3 separate regions of the Homo sapiens genome follow, and all the other regions are linked to region 2. A link is an interaction called in ENCODE POLR2A ChIA-PET data of the cell type or tissue named here. Cell type or tissue: GM12878. All regions are shown on one strand. Each heading gives the region's core, and the rest is flanking DNA. Links, peaks and the distances in the headings are about the cores only.

What was found. Peaks named below come from ENCODE experiments on the same cell type or tissue, not always from the same donor. Only the 100,000 strongest peaks of a DNase experiment are listed, where the experiment ranks them.
Region 1: POLR2A ChIA-PET joins it to region 2 with 11 read pairs; 2 of 35 experiments call an interaction of 5 or more read pairs at or near these places.
Region 3: POLR2A ChIA-PET joins it to region 2 with 7 read pairs; 5 of 35 experiments call an interaction of 5 or more read pairs at or near these places.

Annotation. Positions count from the first base shown.
Region 1 is chr12:101,399,723-101,405,678 of GRCh38, reverse strand. It overlaps ARL1 (ARF like GTPase 1), which reads left to right. Exons shown (of 6, transcript NM_001177.6): 3 at 2,733-2,814; 4 at 4,506-4,617. Among named protein-coding and RNA genes, the nearest start is that of ARL1, 5.1 kb to the left of the region's middle. In GM12878, for the core only: no CTCF peak of the experiment used is centred there; no DNase peak of the experiment used is centred there.
Region 2 is chr12:101,906,754-101,912,709 of GRCh38, reverse strand. It overlaps DRAM1 (DNA damage regulated autophagy modulator 1), which reads right to left. Exons shown (of 7, transcript NM_018370.3): 4 at 4,347-4,524. Among named protein-coding and RNA genes, the nearest start is that of DRAM1, 32 kb to the right of the region's middle. In GM12878, for the core only: no CTCF peak of the experiment used is centred there; no DNase peak of the experiment used is centred there; H3K4me3 peaks cover 1,595 bases; H3K27ac peaks cover 2,577 bases.
Region 3 is chr12:102,102,120-102,108,075 of GRCh38, reverse strand. The region is part of intron 3 of NUP37 (nucleoporin 37); the gene reads left to right. Among named protein-coding and RNA genes, the nearest start is that of NUP37, 15 kb to the left of the region's middle. In GM12878, for the core only: no CTCF peak of the experiment used is centred there; no DNase peak of the experiment used is centred there.

The sequences.
Region 1 (5,956 bases), core at 671-4,670, 510 kb after region 2:
CTCCCAAAGTGCTGGGATTACAGGCATGAGCCACTATGCCAGGCCTATTTCTGAATAAATTAATTCATATAATAAAGTATTTGATAAAGTTTGTAAACTGCTAGTATGAACATAACATTGATAACACTTTTTCCATCAACTAAGAGGCAGCTTAGTGTAATTTAAGGACCCTTGTTCTGGTTTACGGCCGGGTTGGGCTGTTTATAGGTTTAAGTTACTAAATCTTACTGAGAGCCAGTATCTTTACTAATAAAATACATAAGATAACAAATACCCACTGGTTTTCAGGGGGAAATAAACAAAGTAGGTAAAAGTACCTTTTAAATCTGTGTAAAGAATTATATAAATGTTAAGTGATGTTACATGTGAAGTGCCTTTTTTTCCTGTATTTGTTACTATTTTAATTAAGATTAGTTTATCTTAGGTAATTATATTGATTACTTTTAAAGATCTGAGTTGCAGAGACTGAGTGTTGAAGTAATTTGGTACCTTAAAAATATCAAGAGAAGGCCGGGCACAGGAGCTCACGCCTGTAATGGCAGCACTTTGGGAGGCCAAGGCGGGTGGATCACCTGAGGTCGGGAGTTGGAGACCAGCCCAACCAACATGGAGAAACCCCATCTCTACTAAAAATACAAAATTAGCCAGGCGTGGTGGTGCATGCCTGTAATCCCAACTACTCGGAAGGCTGAGGCAGGAGAATCGCTTGAACCTGGGAGGCAGAGGTTGTGGCAGGCCAAGATTGCACCATTGCACTCCAGCCTGGGCAACAAGAGCAAAACTAGGTCTCAAAATATATATGTGTATATGTATATATTTATTAAGAGAAGAAATACCTCAATTTTAATCAATTATTACTGTCTTACAAAAATATTCTCCAACAGTCTTACTGACTATATGAGAATACTGTTGTTATTTATACTTTTTTCATTTGTTGCCTTGAATTTACTTAGAGAAGAGTAGTACATTTAAATTAAAGAGTTCATACAGTTTGCTCAAGATTTTTTAAATTATGCCTCTAATGTTAGTCTGTCACTCAGGGTATTTCTATATTGTTACTGTTTAAATTTATGGACTAAAACGAAAGAGGCTAGCCTCTAAGAAAGAAGAGCGTTTTGAACCCTGTAATGTCTGTTATTCCTTTTTGCTACCTTCAGTAAATTTTAGTGCCCTTAGTTTTTGCTTCTCAAAATCACCCATCTCTGTCTGGGCATCTCCTGCAGTGCACAGAGCAGCACAGTGGATAGTTTGGAGTTTCAGTGAGTGCTGCTTTACACCACACTCTTTGTTGAGACAGTGTCTTGCTTTTTTGCCCAGGCTGGAGTGCAGTGGCACATTCATAGCTCACTGCAGCGTCTACCTCTACCTCTACCTCCTGGGCTCAAGCGATCTTCCCACCTCAGCCTCCCAAAGTGTTGGGATTACAGGCATGAGCCACTGCACCCAGTCTACACCATTCTCTTGTCTTGCACATATAAACGATGTTTTTTACTGTTGGTGAACATTGTGATTACACTCCTACCTAATTCTAAGGGAGACATCATGAACTTGCATTTTAGTTTTTTGCTCAAATTTGTCATAGTATTGTTATTTTTTAATTGTAATAGACATACTTGCCAAATACTCAAAGGTATCACTTACCACTGCAGACTTAAATATAAAACAAAAGCTAATTGTCCAGTTATACCTGGAAGTTATTTTTTATTTATTTATTTTTTTGAGACAGAGTCTCACTCTATTGCCCAGGCTGAAGTGCAGTGGCAAGATCTCGGCTCACTGCAACCTGTGCCTCCCAGGTTCAAGCGATTCTCATGCATCAGCCTCCAGAGTGGCTGGGATTACAGGCATGTGCCACCACACCCGGCTAATTTTTGTATTTTTAGAAGAGATGGGGTTTCACAGTGTTGGCTAGGCTGGTCTCGAACTCCTGACCTCAGGTGATCCACCCGCCTTGGCCTCCCAAAGTGCTGGGATTACAGGTGTGAGCCACCGCACCCAGCCATGGAAGTTATTTTTTACCTATTTTTCACCTAAGAAGGATGGCAGAGAAAAGGGATGGGACACCTGCCCTTTGACCACCCAGCCATGACCTTATTACAAGTGAGTTCTGGAGGATGTCTGCAGATGGGCTGTGAGATTGAAAGCTGCAGCCATGGCTGTGTCCATGCTGTAGTTTAGAACTGAAGTTTAGCTTTTTTTCTTTTGGTCTGTTTATTTGCTGCCAGCCAAAATTCTGCTTTTTATAGTACATCCACAACTGTACTTTCTAAATACAGCTTTCGAACACTTTTAACTACTCTATTATGAGGGGAGTTTAATATAATAGGATTTCCATTGAGCTAAAAATTATGTTTTCCTTTTTATTTCTTTTTTAAATTCTTTTTTTAATTTATTTGAGCTAAAATTATATACTTTATTTGCAGAACTGCTGGCTTTTAAAAAATATCCTGAAGATGGTATTGATCTTGCTAATTGATGTTTTGTGCACACACCTGCACATGTGTGGGGGAGCAGAGCATACTATTTCGTCTTAAATGGTATAAAATCTCAACCAATAATGTGATTCAACAATTACCATTTCTTTTTAACTCGAATCCTAAGACAAATTATATATATATATATTTTAAACTCTAATAACAGTTACCATTAATTGCTGTAACTCAATTAGATAGGATATTTTGAAGGTGGAATGTATTAGTCTACACATACCACTGATTTGATTTCTCTTCCAGCCATTGGATTTAATGTAGAGACGGTGACGTACAAAAACCTTAAATTCCAAGTCTGGGATTTAGGAGGACAGACAAGTATCAGGTATGGTACAAAGACCAGGTTATTTGGTAGTATTTGACATTTATTGATTCTTTTAAGGGTTAAAATCAGTAAACCCGAATATGTGTTCTATTGTAATTTAAATGGAGCCACCTAGTTTAAAATGAGGTAAAATTGGGAACTATTTCCTTAGAGCATCCATTGAGTTAAAACTTAAGGAAGCCCAGTTTTCCAGATACCTGTTTAATGAAAATCTTTTCACGAAAATCTCAAGACCTTATTACTTCAGCTATTCTCAATTAGAAAGGACCCTCCATTTAGTTCTTGTCAGTCTCTCCTCTCTGAAACACATTGTTTTGGAATTCATTAAAGTACCTTGCAGGCATACCATTTAGGGCTAATATAAAAATAAATGCCATTGGCCGGGCATGGTAGCTCACGCCTGTAATCCCAGCACTTTGGGAGGCCGAGGTGGGCGGATCATCAGGTCAGGAGTTGGAGACCAGCCTGACCAACATGGTGAAACCTCGTCTCTACTAAAAATACAAAAATTAGCTGGGCATGGTGGTGCGTGCCTATAATTCCAGCTACCTGGGAGGCTGAGGCAGGAGAATTGCTTGTACCAGGACTTGGGAGCTGGAGGTTGCAGTGAGCTGAGATCGCGCAACTGCACTCCAGCCTGGGCTACAGAGCAAGACTCTGTCTCAAAAAAAATAAATGAATAAATAAAAAATAAATGCCTTCTGAAGTTCAGGTCTTCTGCTTAGCATTTTGGGCTTGACATGGCAACAGTGAATGTTTGATGACCGTCAGTAGTTGGTCACGATAGTACCATCTTAAAAGATTAGTAATGCATTCTCCAAACATTCTGACTTCTTTTAACTCATTTCTTGAATCACGTTTCTTTTTTTTTAAATTGTGCAGCCTCCCAAGCCAGAGTAGGCTCAGAGAGACTCCATTGAATCACTTTTGAGTTTATTTATAATTTTAGCCATTTCTACTGCTTGATGTCAGTGATTAATTTCATGACTGTTAAATAAAATCACGTTTAAAAAGTTTATTCCTCTTAAGGGGTGCCTAGTTAAAGATTTGTTTAAGAAGATGTAATGATCAGGTCTGTGTACAACTTTTCTATCAGTATATTTAGTGATTTCATAGATTATAAATAAATTTTGTCAGCCTGAAGTCTGAATGAATTCATTTGGAAACTCCCTGGTCCTGTGAGTCAATGTTTATCAACATTCTTTTTTTTTTTTTTTTTTTTTTTTTTGAGACAGAGTTTCACTCTTGTTGCCCAGGCTGGAGTGCAATGGCACCATCTCAGCTCACTGGAACCTCTGCCTTCCTGGTTGAAGTGATTTTCCTGCCTCAGCCTCCCGAGTAGCTGGGATTACAGGCACCTGCCACCATGTCCAGCTAATTTTGTATTTTTAGTAGAGATGGGGTTTCTCCATGTTGGTCAGGCTGGTCTCGAACTCCCGACCTCAGTTGATCTGCCCTCCTCAGCCTCCTAAAATGCTGGGATTACAGATGTGAGCCACCGTGCCCAGCCAATGTTTATCAACATTCTTTTGACTCCATCACATCTGAGGGATATGGTACATATATCCACCAGAAACAGTGAATCATTAAGGCATTGATTCTAACATGTGTGGGACAGAATTGGCAATTGATATGTCAGTTTCTTCCTTAAAACAATAACAATATGTTCTCCCCTTTTAAATTTTCTCTAGGCCATACTGGAGATGTTACTATTCAAACACAGATGCAGTCATTTATGTAGTAGACAGTTGTGACCGAGACCGAATTGGCATTTCCAAATCAGAGTTAGTTGCCATGTTGGAGGTAAGAAAACGTAACCACTTTAAAATGTGGGGCAGTCATTTACATATTATTACATTGAAGAATAATTAAAAAGAATGCAGGGGTTGTTCCCTCCATCCTTTTAAAATTATTTTCTTTTATGGAAATGATTTTCTATTCCAAAAATACAGTTGAGGAGGGTTGGAGACAAAACAACAACAAAAATTAACCTCGTAACTTCCTCTTCAAGCCAGATTGCTTGATTTTCCAGGAGGTTCAGAAGAGCTCACTTAAACAAAAGCATCTATTCTAAGTCACTTCTTTGATGTGACTTTTAAAATATGTCTTTTTATTTTTAGCTGTTTTAGAAGGATTCAAGTTCAGAGAAATATGTATTTCTGGGTTACTGGCACAATGCTGGCCTCACGTTTATCGTTTTTTATCCTTCCCAGTGTTTACAGTGCTTTTGACCTTCTTTCTGTTCTTTGGACACGAGCTTGCACACCTGGCTCAGGGCCTTTTGCACTTGCTGATCCGTCTGCTTGGAATACTATTCTCCAGCATCTTTGCATGGCTGCCTTCCTGACGTGTTTCTTCCCACATCTCTTCCCCAGAAAGAAGTCTTATTTATTCTCTAATCCTTTACCCTTCTTTATTCTTTATACCGATATTGTTTCTTTTTTTTCTTTTTCTTTTTCTTTTTTTTTTCTTTTTTTTTGTAGAGACGGGGTCTACCTATGGTGCCCAGGCTGGTCCCAAACTCCTGTCCTCAAGTGATCCTCCTGCCTCGGCCTCCTAGTGTTGGGATTACAGGTGTGAGCCATTGCACCCCACTTACTGTTTTTTTACATTATTTTTAAATGTATTTGTTGGCTGGGCGTGGTGGCTCACGCCTGTAATCCCAGCACTTTGGGAGGCCGAGGCGGGCAGGTCACCAGAGATCATCAGGAGTTTGAGACCAGCCTGTCCAACATGGTGAAACCTCATCTCTACTGAAAATACAAGAAAATTAACCGGGCATGGTGGTGTGTGCCTGTAGTCCCAGCTACTTGGGAGGCTAAGGCAGGAGAGTCACTTGAACCCAGGAGGCAGAGGTTGCAGTGAGCCGAGATCGTGCCCCTGCACTACAGCCTGGGTGACAAGAGTGAGACTCTGTCTCAAAAAATAAAAATTAAAAAAAAATATATTTGTTTACTTATGTATCTCTCCCTCTAAAATGTAAGTTCTTTGAGTTTACCCTGATAGGAGGAACAATGTATAGTACTTAATTAAGAATTCAATACATCTTATTCACTGAAGTTAATAAGATCATATATTGGCTAACTGATCAAATTCAGAGGATGCATTAAATAATCCATTTTTAAAAAATGAAAAAATAATC
Region 2 (5,956 bases), core at 1,305-5,304:
AGCCTCCTCTGAATTCAGAGTCAGCGTCATCTCTCTTAACTCCAACCCCCCGCAAATTGTGCAGAGTTTAATGCTTCTGATTCTCAAAATAAAAGAAGTAGAGAGCACAGAAGATTCTCTGATCATTTCATCACCTCACATCTGTTTCTAATAGTTTAAAAGCCTCTTAATTATTTCGTTTATTTATTCTTAGCTCCATCTTCAGTGCACCAGGTACCATTCTGGTCTGGGGGTGGGAGAAGGGAAAACTTGGTCTCAGCTCTCAGAAATATCACAACTTTGTTGGACCAGACCCAGAGAATGTACCATAGTAGACAGAAAAGAACTGGGTACAGCAATGACTGTAAGGGAAAATTATTAATTCAGAATGGAATGGGAGAAAGCTTCATTCAGTGAAACTTAATGTAAGTTGTGAAGTTTAAGGAGCTCTCTAGAGCAGCACCATCCCACAGAAATATGTGTAATTTTTAATTTTCTAATATCCAAATTTATTTATTTATTTATGTATTTGAGATGGAGTCTCGCTCTTTCACTCAGGCTGGAGTGCAGTGGTGTGATCTCAGCTCACCTGCAACCTCCACCTCCTGGGTTCAAGCGATTCTCCTGCCTCAGCCTCCTCAGCAGCTGGGATTACAGGTGCCCACCACCACACCTGGCTAGTTTTTCTATTTTTAGTAGAGATGGGGTTTCACCACGTTAGCCAGGCTGGTCTCGAACTCCTGACCTCAAATGATCTGCCCACCTCGGCCTCCCAAAATGCTGGGATTACAGGCGTGCCTGACCCCTAACTTAATTTTAATAATATATCTTATCTAACCCAACACATAAAAATATTGTCAATATAAGATATACATAATATGCAAAACATATCTTATGTATTGATAAACAACATACATCTTATTTAACTCAATATATCAAATAATATTGCTGATGATATCATTTCAATGTGTAATAATATAAAAAATTATTGAGATATTTTACTTCTGTTTCTTATCAAATCCTTGAAATCAGGTATATGTTTTACATTTAGGACACATCTCAATCTGGACTAGCCACATTTCAAGTATGCAAAAGCCACATGTGGGTACCATGTTGAACCAACAGCTCTAGCAAGACAAAGTGGAGGAGGATAATCCAGCCAAGTAGAGATCAGTTAAAAACAGAGGACAACAAACAACCAAGCCTGAGGGAGAAGCCCTAAAAACAAGGATGAAGAACTAGGAGGTCTCAGATCATGGGTCTGATGCAGAGGAACCTGGACTTTATGCTGTTGGTGAGTTCTGCGAAGGCTTTCAGAAGCTTTAGAAGCCCGGTGCAAGACAGATAATTCATCAGGAAAGGTTTAGAAGCAGGATTCTAACGTCTGCCTCACTAGGTGCCTCGGTTTCTTCGGTAGTCAAATGAGGCTATTATACAGAAATACTGCAGTAAGAAGAAACCAGGGCATTTTAAAGATGCTTTCAACTCTTTTTTTTGAGACGGAGTCTCACTCTGTCATCTGGGCTGGAGTGCAGTGGCACAATCTTGGCTCACTGTAACCTCCCACTCCTGGTTCAAGCGATTCTCCTCCTTCAGCCTCCCAAGTAGCTGGGACTAAAGGCATACGCCACCACGCTTGGCTAATTTTTGTAACTTTAGTAGAGATGAGATTTCACCATGTTGGCCAGGTTGGTCCCGAACTCCTGACCTCAAGTGATCCACCTGCCTCGGCCTCCCAACGTGCTGGGATTACAGGTGTGAGTCACCGCACCTAGCCTATTTAAAGATGCTGTCAATTCTTTGTAAGGAAATATAAATACCACACTAATGTTTAAGACAGAAGATCTTTTCGTGTGGATGAATTCATTCAAGTTAATCTGACATAGGGTTATAACCCCTTTCTGTATGGGGCTGCTTCCTGTTGGCATGACTTATAATAAGAACTTCCTAGAGGCCAGGCACAGTGGCTCACACCTGTAATCCCAGCACTTTGGGAGGCTGAGGCGGGTGGATCACCTGAGTTCAGGAGTTTGACACCAGCCTGGCCAACATGGTGAAACCCCCGTCTCTACTAAAAATATGAAAAGTAGCCGGGCGTGGTGGTGGGCACCTGTAATACCAGCTACTAGGGAGGCTGAGGCAGGAGAATTGCTTGAACCCGGGAGGCGGAGGTTGCAGTGAGCGGAGATCGCACCATTGCACTCCAGCCTGGGTGACAGAGTGAGACTCTGTCTCAAAAAAAAAAAAAAAACTTTCTAGAAATGAGAATTATTAGTAAGTGAAACTCTGAGGCCTGAAATGCTTATTTTGTGAAAACTCTCTGACTTTGATATCTAGGGATCTGTTTCCGAAGTTGGAAGCAAGGGAAGGTTTCCTGCATCAAGAAACTTTGCTTGTAACACTACAACCACTATTATGAATTTTACAACTAACACAAGATAAAATGTTGAAGGAGATATATTCAAAGAGAAAGTGTTCCTTTAACCTATAAGTAAGACAAGGGATTTGAGAAGCAACTATCTTAGGAACAAGGGTATATATTTTGTTGGTAAATTTCTCGGTACTAGGATTTGGCTACTCTGTGCCTGGAAATTTTGTAATTAAAAATGTCCTTCCCCAAGATGGAAGAAAACCCAAAATCATACTTAGACTTCACATTTTGTAGTTTCTATTTTAGAAAAGAAACACAAAGCTTAATATTTAGAAGCAAGTGATGTGTTTTCACTCCATCTTGCCCACTTTATACCGTAACTCAACCCAGACTAACAAAATTGCCGCCGATAACATAGTTCCGATTTTCCTACAATCTGACATTAGTCATCAATGTTTAATGACCCTGAAGCTTTCTCTGATATGACTACAGATGGTATTTTGAAAGATGGGGAACTCTGCAACTCTTTAAGACCACGGCTTTTTTTCTTTGTTAAATACTTCATTAAAGAAAAGAAAAAGGGAAAGAAAAAGCTTTCGTTTCCTCTAAATCAGAATCTACAAGCACGCTAAATTTATATTTTCATTTCCTTTCAGATTGCTGAGTTAGAAAATAAAATGGATTTCATTTTGAAAATGAAATCAGTGACTATAAAAAGAAAAGGCTAAACATATTTTAATTTACTCAGTAATAAGTGATCTAGAGCTTTTTAGAAATTTCTTCACATGAATGAGTAAATCAAACTGTCTTGCCACCTACGACGTGCAGGGAGGGGGAGAGTTTAGCCTTGAGGGACTTCGTGGGGCTATTACTTTGAGTACAATATCAATATTTGGTGTCTTTAGCCAAGCACTACAAAGAAAAATAAATATTTTCATATGGCTCATGAAACTGGCCCTGTGAGAAGGAAAGTAAACAGAGACTAAAGTGTTCCTACATTTTCCACCCTTCTTTCATACCATTCTTCCCCGCAAAGAGACTTTTGATCTAATTAGACAATGTTGAGACATTTTCTTAATGATCTACACTTTTTTTTTTGAGACGGAGTTTCACTCTTGTTGCCCAGGCTGGAGTGCAATGGTGTGATCTCGGCTCACTGCAACCTCCATCTCCCGGGTTCAAGCGATTCTCCTGCCTCAGCCTCCCAAGTAGCTGGGATTACAGGCATGTGCCACTATGCCTGACTAATTTTGTATTTTTAGTAAAGACAGGGTTTCTCCATGTTGGTCAGGCTGGTCTTGAACTCTCAACCTCAGGTGATCCACCCACCTGAGCCTCCCAAAGTGCTGGGATTACAGGCGTGAGCCACTACGCCCAGCTTGATCTACACTTTTATCCGAATTGTTTTTCTGAAAAAATGTGGAAACTTGGTTGTTATCCTTTGCTTTTTTTTTTTTTTTTTTTTTGGTTGTGGGGAAGGGAAGTGTCAAGCTTTGCTAAGACACGGTGACAAAGATCCTTTGCTTGGCTGAACTTTAGTCAAGCCCCTGAAACTTCTCCTAGGTCCATCTGTGCACTTCCTTGTAAGATCCAGTTTTAGCAAAGAACCCTGGCTAAGTCAGTTTAGCAAGGACCCCCCACCCTCATATCTGATCACACTCAATATCTGATTGGGTTCCTCCTCCTCCTCCACCCTTCCCAGGTGATGTCTGATCACATGGCCAGTACTCAATAAGAATCCTGTTAGGTTGGTTTGGCCAGAATTCCCCCTCATCCTTGAGGTTTCCTTTTAGTACTTTTCCATTCACTGACCTCATCCTACTCCTTGGCTATAGATTCGCACTTGCCAATGCTGTATTCAGAGTTGAGCCCAATCTCTCCGCCCTGCTGTCAGAACTCATTGCAGCGGTCCCTATAAAGTCTTCATTACCCTTCTTTAACAAGTGTCACTGAATGTTTTATTCCTTTAACAAGGCACAAATGTGAAAAAGGATACTGGGGATGACAGCTGCGCAAGAAACGGCAGAGATGACCATCCGTATGTGGCATGTCGAGAGACTGTTCCACTGGGGACATGATTTGTAAGAGATGATGGACTGTAGGAGCGTGTACACGACACCACAGACAAAGGCCAAAAGAGCGCCCCCGTCATGAACCACTGGCACAGCTAACTCCTGGAGAAAAAGTCATAAATGTGTGTTACTCTGGGTGGGTTTGTCAACATCGAACCGCAAGCACTCTCACTCTGGGCTGCTTTGAGCCATTGGTCATCACAGATGCACCACTTCTTGGAAAATGTGGCTGTTTGACTACCAAAAGAAAAGCCCTCCAGGTGCTGAAATTAATGCCAAAAAGTTGGTTGTTCCACAGCGAACCTGGGCTCATGGGACAAGGAAAGGAGGTCTGCCTTACAGGTGGGAGGGTTGAGTATGGTGGGCTTCAGAGTCTGGTACACCTGGATTAAAAGTCCTGACTCCACCATGAGGCTCTGTGACCTTACTGCAAAGCCTCGATTTCTGTATCTAAAAATGGGCATAATCATCTCAGTCTTGCATGTTTGCAGTGAAGATTATAGGATACATATCATATACAATTTTCTTTTTTTGTTGTTGTTGTTTTTGAGACAGAGTTTCACTCTTGCTGCCCAGGCTGGAGTGCAGTGACATGAACTCGGCTCACTGCAACCTCCGCCACCCAGGTTCAAGCAATTCTCCTGTCTCAGCTTCCCAAGTAGTTGGGATTACAGGCACGTGCCACCACGCCCGGCTAATTTTTGTATTTTTAGTAGAGACGGGGTTTCGCCATGTTGGCCAGGCTGGTCTCGAACTCCTGATCTCGTGATCCGTCCACCTCGGCCTCCCAAAGTGCTGGGATTACAGGCGTGAGCCACCGCACCCAACCCTGCCTTTTTTGTTACAGAAATTTTTGTTTGATGTCATCAATAAACTTCGGTATGATATGATTGAAAAAAAAAACCAAAGTACGTGACTCGTTCCATGATGGTGCCAAGGGTGGTTTGGGGTTTTTAGGCTCCCTGCTCCCTGATAATCTCTACTCATCCCTCCCAAGGCACCTCAAATGAACACACCATCTAAGTAAAACCACTGCTTTTGTTATGCAAATGCAGCTTCTTTTTTCTTCTTTTTTTTTTTTTTTTTTTGAGACAGGGTCTCACTCCGTCGCTTAGGTGGGAGTGCAGTGGCATGATCATAGCTCACTGCAGCCTTGAATTCCCAGGCTCAAGAGATCCTCCCAGCCCAGCAAGTAGCTGGGACTACAGGCACATGCCACCACACCCAGTTCTGGCTAATTTTTTTTGAAAGGCAGCTTCTAAACAAGTTCCCTGTCCCTGCCATCCTGTAACCAGCCATTTCAACCAGAAGGCAGCCCCTGTGCCAGTCTAGGCAGAAAGTTGGTGCAGACCCTGTACATACTACACACTCAAAATGCACCTCACCTTTGGCTCCCTTCTTTTCTTTTCTTTTCTTTTTTTTTTTTTTTTTTTGAGGCAGAGTCTTGCTCTGTCACCCAGGCTGGAGTGCAGTGATGAGATCTCAGCTCATTGCAACCTCCACCTGCCGGGTTCAAGCGATTCTCATGCCCCAG
Region 3 (5,956 bases), core at 671-4,670, 200 kb before region 2:
CCTTCAATCCAAGCAAGTTGACACTTAATATTAACCATCACAGAGTATATATGTGCATTTTAACATGTTTATTATAAAGTAAACATTCATGAAATCACAGAGGTCAAGAGATAGGACATTACTAACACTTGAGGCTGCCAGTGTGCCCCTCTCCAATCAGCCTTCTTCCTTCCCCTTAAAGGCTATCAGTTTCATGTTTATTAGGATAATCATCTCCTTGCTTTTTTTTATAGTTTTATCAGTTACTGATGCATCCTTAAGCAATATAGCTTAATTTTGCCTGCTTATGAACTTTCTTATGAATATAATAATACTATATGTATTTTTTTGTCCTGCTTTGTTCACTTCACATTATATATATGAGATTCATCCAAGTTTCTACTTGTAGATCTAGTTATTTATTACTATGTAGTATTTCATTGTGAGTCTGTTACAGTTTATGCATTCTATTAATACTATATTTGCAGTTTGGGGTTATGAATGTACTGTTTGAGCATTACTGTGTGTATATATCATAATGTCCATGTGCACACTTGGACCACCCTTAACATACTTGAAACATTTTCCCCCAACAGCCGACACGTATTTCTTCAGTGTTTCTTAGGCCTTTTCTTTCGCCTCCTTTTCCCCTTTTTTTTCCTTGTCTTGTCCACTTGTGAAAGAAGTGTGAAGAATGGTTGGGGAGATAGACTGACAGGACAACCAAAGGGAAGCTGACTAGCCTAGACAGGGGATGTTGAACTAAATTGGGCAAAGTTCTGATATCAAAACTTGGGCATTAGCAACCTATCATACCATGTGTGTGCCAAATGCAGCATAGGAGGGGATTATTTTTTTTCTTAACGTGTTGCCATTGTTACCGAAATACAAGGGGTTGGTCTAGGCCCTGTTGCATACCACACAGAAAGCCAGTGACTAAGACAACAAGTATTGCAAGGGAAGAAGGCTTTATTCAGGTGCTGCAGCTGAGGAGACAGGAGATAAGTCTCAAATCCATCTCACTAACCCACTAAAATTAGGGGTTTATATAGCAGGGAAGAAATGCAACTACATGTGGAAAGACAGGAATTGTGGGGTGTAAGGAACCAGTCATGACAAACGAGGGGTCTGGTGCCTCATTGTGCAGATGCAATGATCTGGTAAGTTTTAGTTCCTTTATGCTATCTGGGAGGCCTGAAGGTCGGTTTCCTGAGAAAGGAACTCAGAGGAGACAAATACAAGTTTTCAGGCTTTAAGATCAGGAGAGTCAATCTCTGTAATTATCTCCAAACCATGAACATTAGTTCTGTGGGGAAGTTGGGCCAGTTTCACCATCAGGACCACAAAGCGGACCTGGTTGGGTTTTGGCTTTCCTTGGTTTTTTTTGCTTTTTGCCAGACCTGTAATGTCCCAAATCAAAGCACCTATTTTTATAATTCATTGTTAATTAAATATAGGTATTTGTTAGGTTAAATGAAAGTAATGATAAGAGTGTACATTTGCATTTTAAAATGAGATTGATAGAGTGCTTTCATTTATTAATACAAAGGGCATTAGAAGTAAACTAATCTAGTCTCCTTTACTTTATTGAGGAGGAAACTGAGCCCTGAGTTTTTAAATGTCATCTTCAAGTTGCATAGCTAAGAAGTAATAAAGGCACCACTAGGCTGACTTGGTTAATCAAATGAAAATGTTGTTAAAATATGGCACATTTTTAGGGGATAACTTGATACTCAACATCTGTTAAGCAATTTAATGAAACAGTCATATATTTGTATACTATTTATGATGGCGTCTTTATTTCCCACTGTTGCCATAACAAACCACCACAAACATGATGACTTAAAACAACAACAGAAATTTATTATCACAGTTTTGGAGGCACATATTCAAAATCAAGTTATCAGTGGGGTTGGTTTATTAGGCTCTGAGGGAGAATCCATTCCATGCCTGTTTTCTAGATTCTGATGGTAGCCAGGAGTCCTTGACTTTCTTTGCCTTGTTGATGCATCACTTCAATCTCTTACCCTTCATATCTCCTCTGTGTTTATCCTTTTTTGTGTTCATTCATTGTTAAATTTTGGGCCCACCCTAGATCCAGGATGATCATCTTAGTATCCTTTAATTTAATCATGTTTGCAAAACCCTATTTTCAAATAAGGCAGCACTCGTAGTTACCAGGGGTTAACACATAGACTTATCTTTTTGAGGACACTTTTTTTTTTTTTTTTTTTTGAGAGGGAGTCCCGCTCTGTCACCCAGGCTGGAGTGCATTGGCGTGATCTCGGCTCACTGCAACCTCCACCTCCCAGGTTCAAGTGATTCTCCCTGCCTCAGCCTCCCGAGTAGCTGGGATTATAGGTGCACATCACCATGCCCAGCTAATTTTTGTGTTTTTAGTAGAGATGGGATTTCGCCGTGTTGACCAGGCTGGTCTCAAACTGACCTCAAGTGATCCACCCACCTTGGCCACCGGAAGTGCTAGGATTACAGGCGGGAGCCACTGTGCCTGGCGTGAGGGCACTTTTCAACCTGCTAAAGATGACACGGAATTCTTGTTGTTGTTGAGACAGGGTTTCGCTCCTGTCACCCAGACTGGAGTGCAATGGCATGATATCAGCTCACTACAACCTCCGCCTCCCGGGCTCAAGAGATTTTCCTACCTCAGTCTCCCAAGTGGCTGGGACTACAGGCACACGCCACTGCACCCGGCTAATTTTTGTATTTTTTTTTTTGTAGAGATGGGGTTTTGCCATGTTACCCAGGCTGGTCTGGAACGCCTGGGCTCAAGTAGTCTGCCCATTTTGGCCTCCCAAAGTGCTGGAATTACAGGCATGAGCCATTGCACCCGGCCATGGCATTCTTGTGCAATGTATAAATATATAGAGGTGCAAAATAAATGCTAATGTAGTGCACAGTATCCCCTTTCATATAAACCCTCACTAGACAACCAACGAAGCCAAAGACTAAAAGCTACAAAACATTGCAGAAAGAAATTAAAGACACAAATAAATAGAAAGACAGCCTGTGTTCATGGATTGAAAGATTTCATAGTGTTAAAGTGTCTGTGCTACCCAAAGCTCTACAAATTCAATGACGTCTTTATCAATCTCTGTGGCACTTTTTACAGAAACAGAAAAGCCATCCTAAAATTCAGATGGAACCTCAAAGGACCCCAAATGACCAAAACAATCTTGAGAAAGCTGAAGTTCTCACACTTCTTTATTTCAAATCGTATCGCAATGCTATACAGTAATCAAAACAGTATGGTACTGGCATAAAGATAAATATGTAGACCAATGGAACAGAGTGGAAAACTTAGGAAAAATACCTTCACATAGCCATCAAATGATCTTTGACAAAGGTTCCAAGGCTACACAATGGGGAAAAGGATAGTCTGTTCAACAAATGGTGTTGAATAAACTGAGTATCATGCAGAATGATAAAATTGGACTTTACACAAATGAGCTCAAAATGGGACCTAAACATAAGACCTGAAACTATAAAACTCCTAAAAGAAAATATCTGAGAGAAGCTTTATGACACCAGATTTGGCAGTTTTTTCTTAGTTTTGATAACAAAAGCACAGGCAACAAAAGCAAAAAATAGACAAATGAGACTAAATCAAACTTTAAAACTAGTACATGGCAAGGGAAGTCAACAGAGTCAAAAGGCAACCCATAGAATGGGGGAAAATATTTGCAACCCATATACCTAACAAGGGATAAATATCCAGAATGTATACAAAAAACTTCTACAACTCAACCACAACAAAATAAATGATCCAATTTAAAAATGATTCAAAAAGACTTAAATGAACATTTCTCCAAAGAAGGTATATGAATGGCCAACAGGCATATAAAAAGATGTTCAACATCCCTAATCATTAAAGAAATACAAATCAAAACCACATGAGAGGTTACCTCACATGTTAGGATTGCCACTACTAGAAAAGCAGAAAATAACAAATGTTGACCCGGGATGTGGAGAAATTGAAACTTTTCTATACTGTTGGTCAGTATGTAGCAATGGTGCAGCTGCTATGAAAAACATTCCAAAGGTTCCTCAGAAAATTAAAAATAGAATTACCTAACTTGCAGTATTATTTTGAATATAAGTGGCAAAAATGGGCATCCTTGTCTTGTTCCTAATCTTAAAAGAGAGACCACCATCTTCTCACCATTAAGAATGATGTTACCTGTGGGCTCGTCATAGATGGCCTATATTGTGATGCGGAACATTTTGTCTATACCTAATTTGTTGAGTTTTTATCAAGAAATGTTGTATTTAGTCACATTCTTTTTCTGCATCTTTTGAGATGATGTGGTTTTTGTCTTTCATTCTGTTAATAAAGTGAACCACATATATTTATTTGCATATGTTGAACATTGTTGCATCCCAGAGATAAGTCCCACTTGATCATGGTGAATGATCTTTTTAATGTACTCTTGAATACAGTTTGCTAGTATTTTGTCAACATAGTACTTGAAGTCCTAGCCAGAGCAATTAGATATGAAAAAGAATTAAAACGCATCCAAATAGGAAAGGAAGAAGTTAAATTGTCTGTTTCCTGATACATGATCTTATATATAGAAAAGCTAAAGACTCCACCAAAAAACTGTTAGAACTGATTAGTGAATTCAGTAAGGTTGCATGATACAAATCAACATTCAAAAATCAGTAACCTTTCTAATATACTAACAATGAACTATCTGAAAAAGAAATTAAGGTAATATGATTTACAAAAGCATCAAAATATCTTGGGAATAAATTTAACTGAGTTGGTAAAAGATCTGTACACAGAAACGATAAAACATTGATGAAAGACATTGAACTTGGCACAAATAATTGGAAAGATATCCTGTGTTCATGGATTGGATGAATTAATATTGTTAAAATGTTCTTACTCCTCAAAGCAATCCACAGATTCAATGCAATGCCTATCTATCAAAACTCCAATGTCATTCTTCACAGAAATAGAAAAATCAATTAAAAAATTTATATGAAATTATAAAACACCCCAGATAGCCAAAGCAATTTTGAGCAAAAAAAAGAACAAACCCGGAGGCATCACACTACCTGATTTCAAAATAAAAGCTATGGTATTCAAGACAGCATGGTACTAACATAAAAAGAGATACCTTGACCAATAGAATAAGATAGAGAGCCCAGAAATAAATTCATGCATTTATGGTCAATCGATTATTTACAAAGGTGCCAAGAACATAAAATGAAGAAAGGACAGTGTCTTCAATGAATGATGTTGCAAAACTGTATTTACACACAGAAGAATGAAATTGAACCGTTATTTCACTCCATATGCAGAATCAACTGAAATTGGATTAAAGACTTAAACTTAAGACCTTAAACTGTAAAATGGCTAGAAGAAAACAGAAAAAGCTTCACAACATTAATCTCCACAACAGTGAATTTTTTGGATCTGACCCTAAAAGCACAGGAAACAAAAGCAAAACTAGACAAGTGGAATTGTATTAAACTAAAGAGCTGCACAGCAAAGGAAACAACAGAGTGAAGATGCAACCTACAGATTGTGAGAAAATATTTGCAAATCATACATCTTGATAAGGGGCTAATATCAACAATATGTAGGGAACTCAAATTACTCAATCACAAGAAAACAGTTATATTTTAAAATGGGCAAAGAACCTGAGTAGACAGACATTTCTTGAAAGAAGACATGCTTTATTCCACTACAACTTTAATTTTGCCTCTGAGAAGACCTTGGACAAAGAATCATTCCCTGGTGGCTTTGATCTGTTTTCTCTAACAACTCTTGACAAATTACTGGAAAGGGGTGTAGTAGCAAAGGTCTACCAACACATCAGGGTCTGTGGATTAAGAGCCTTTAGTTGAGAAAAAATGGCTCACTGTACTCAAACTAAAGAATAAATTTAGATTTGTGTATGATACTCTTTCTACCAAAGAATTGAAAATAAACTTTGTTTTTCAGTATATA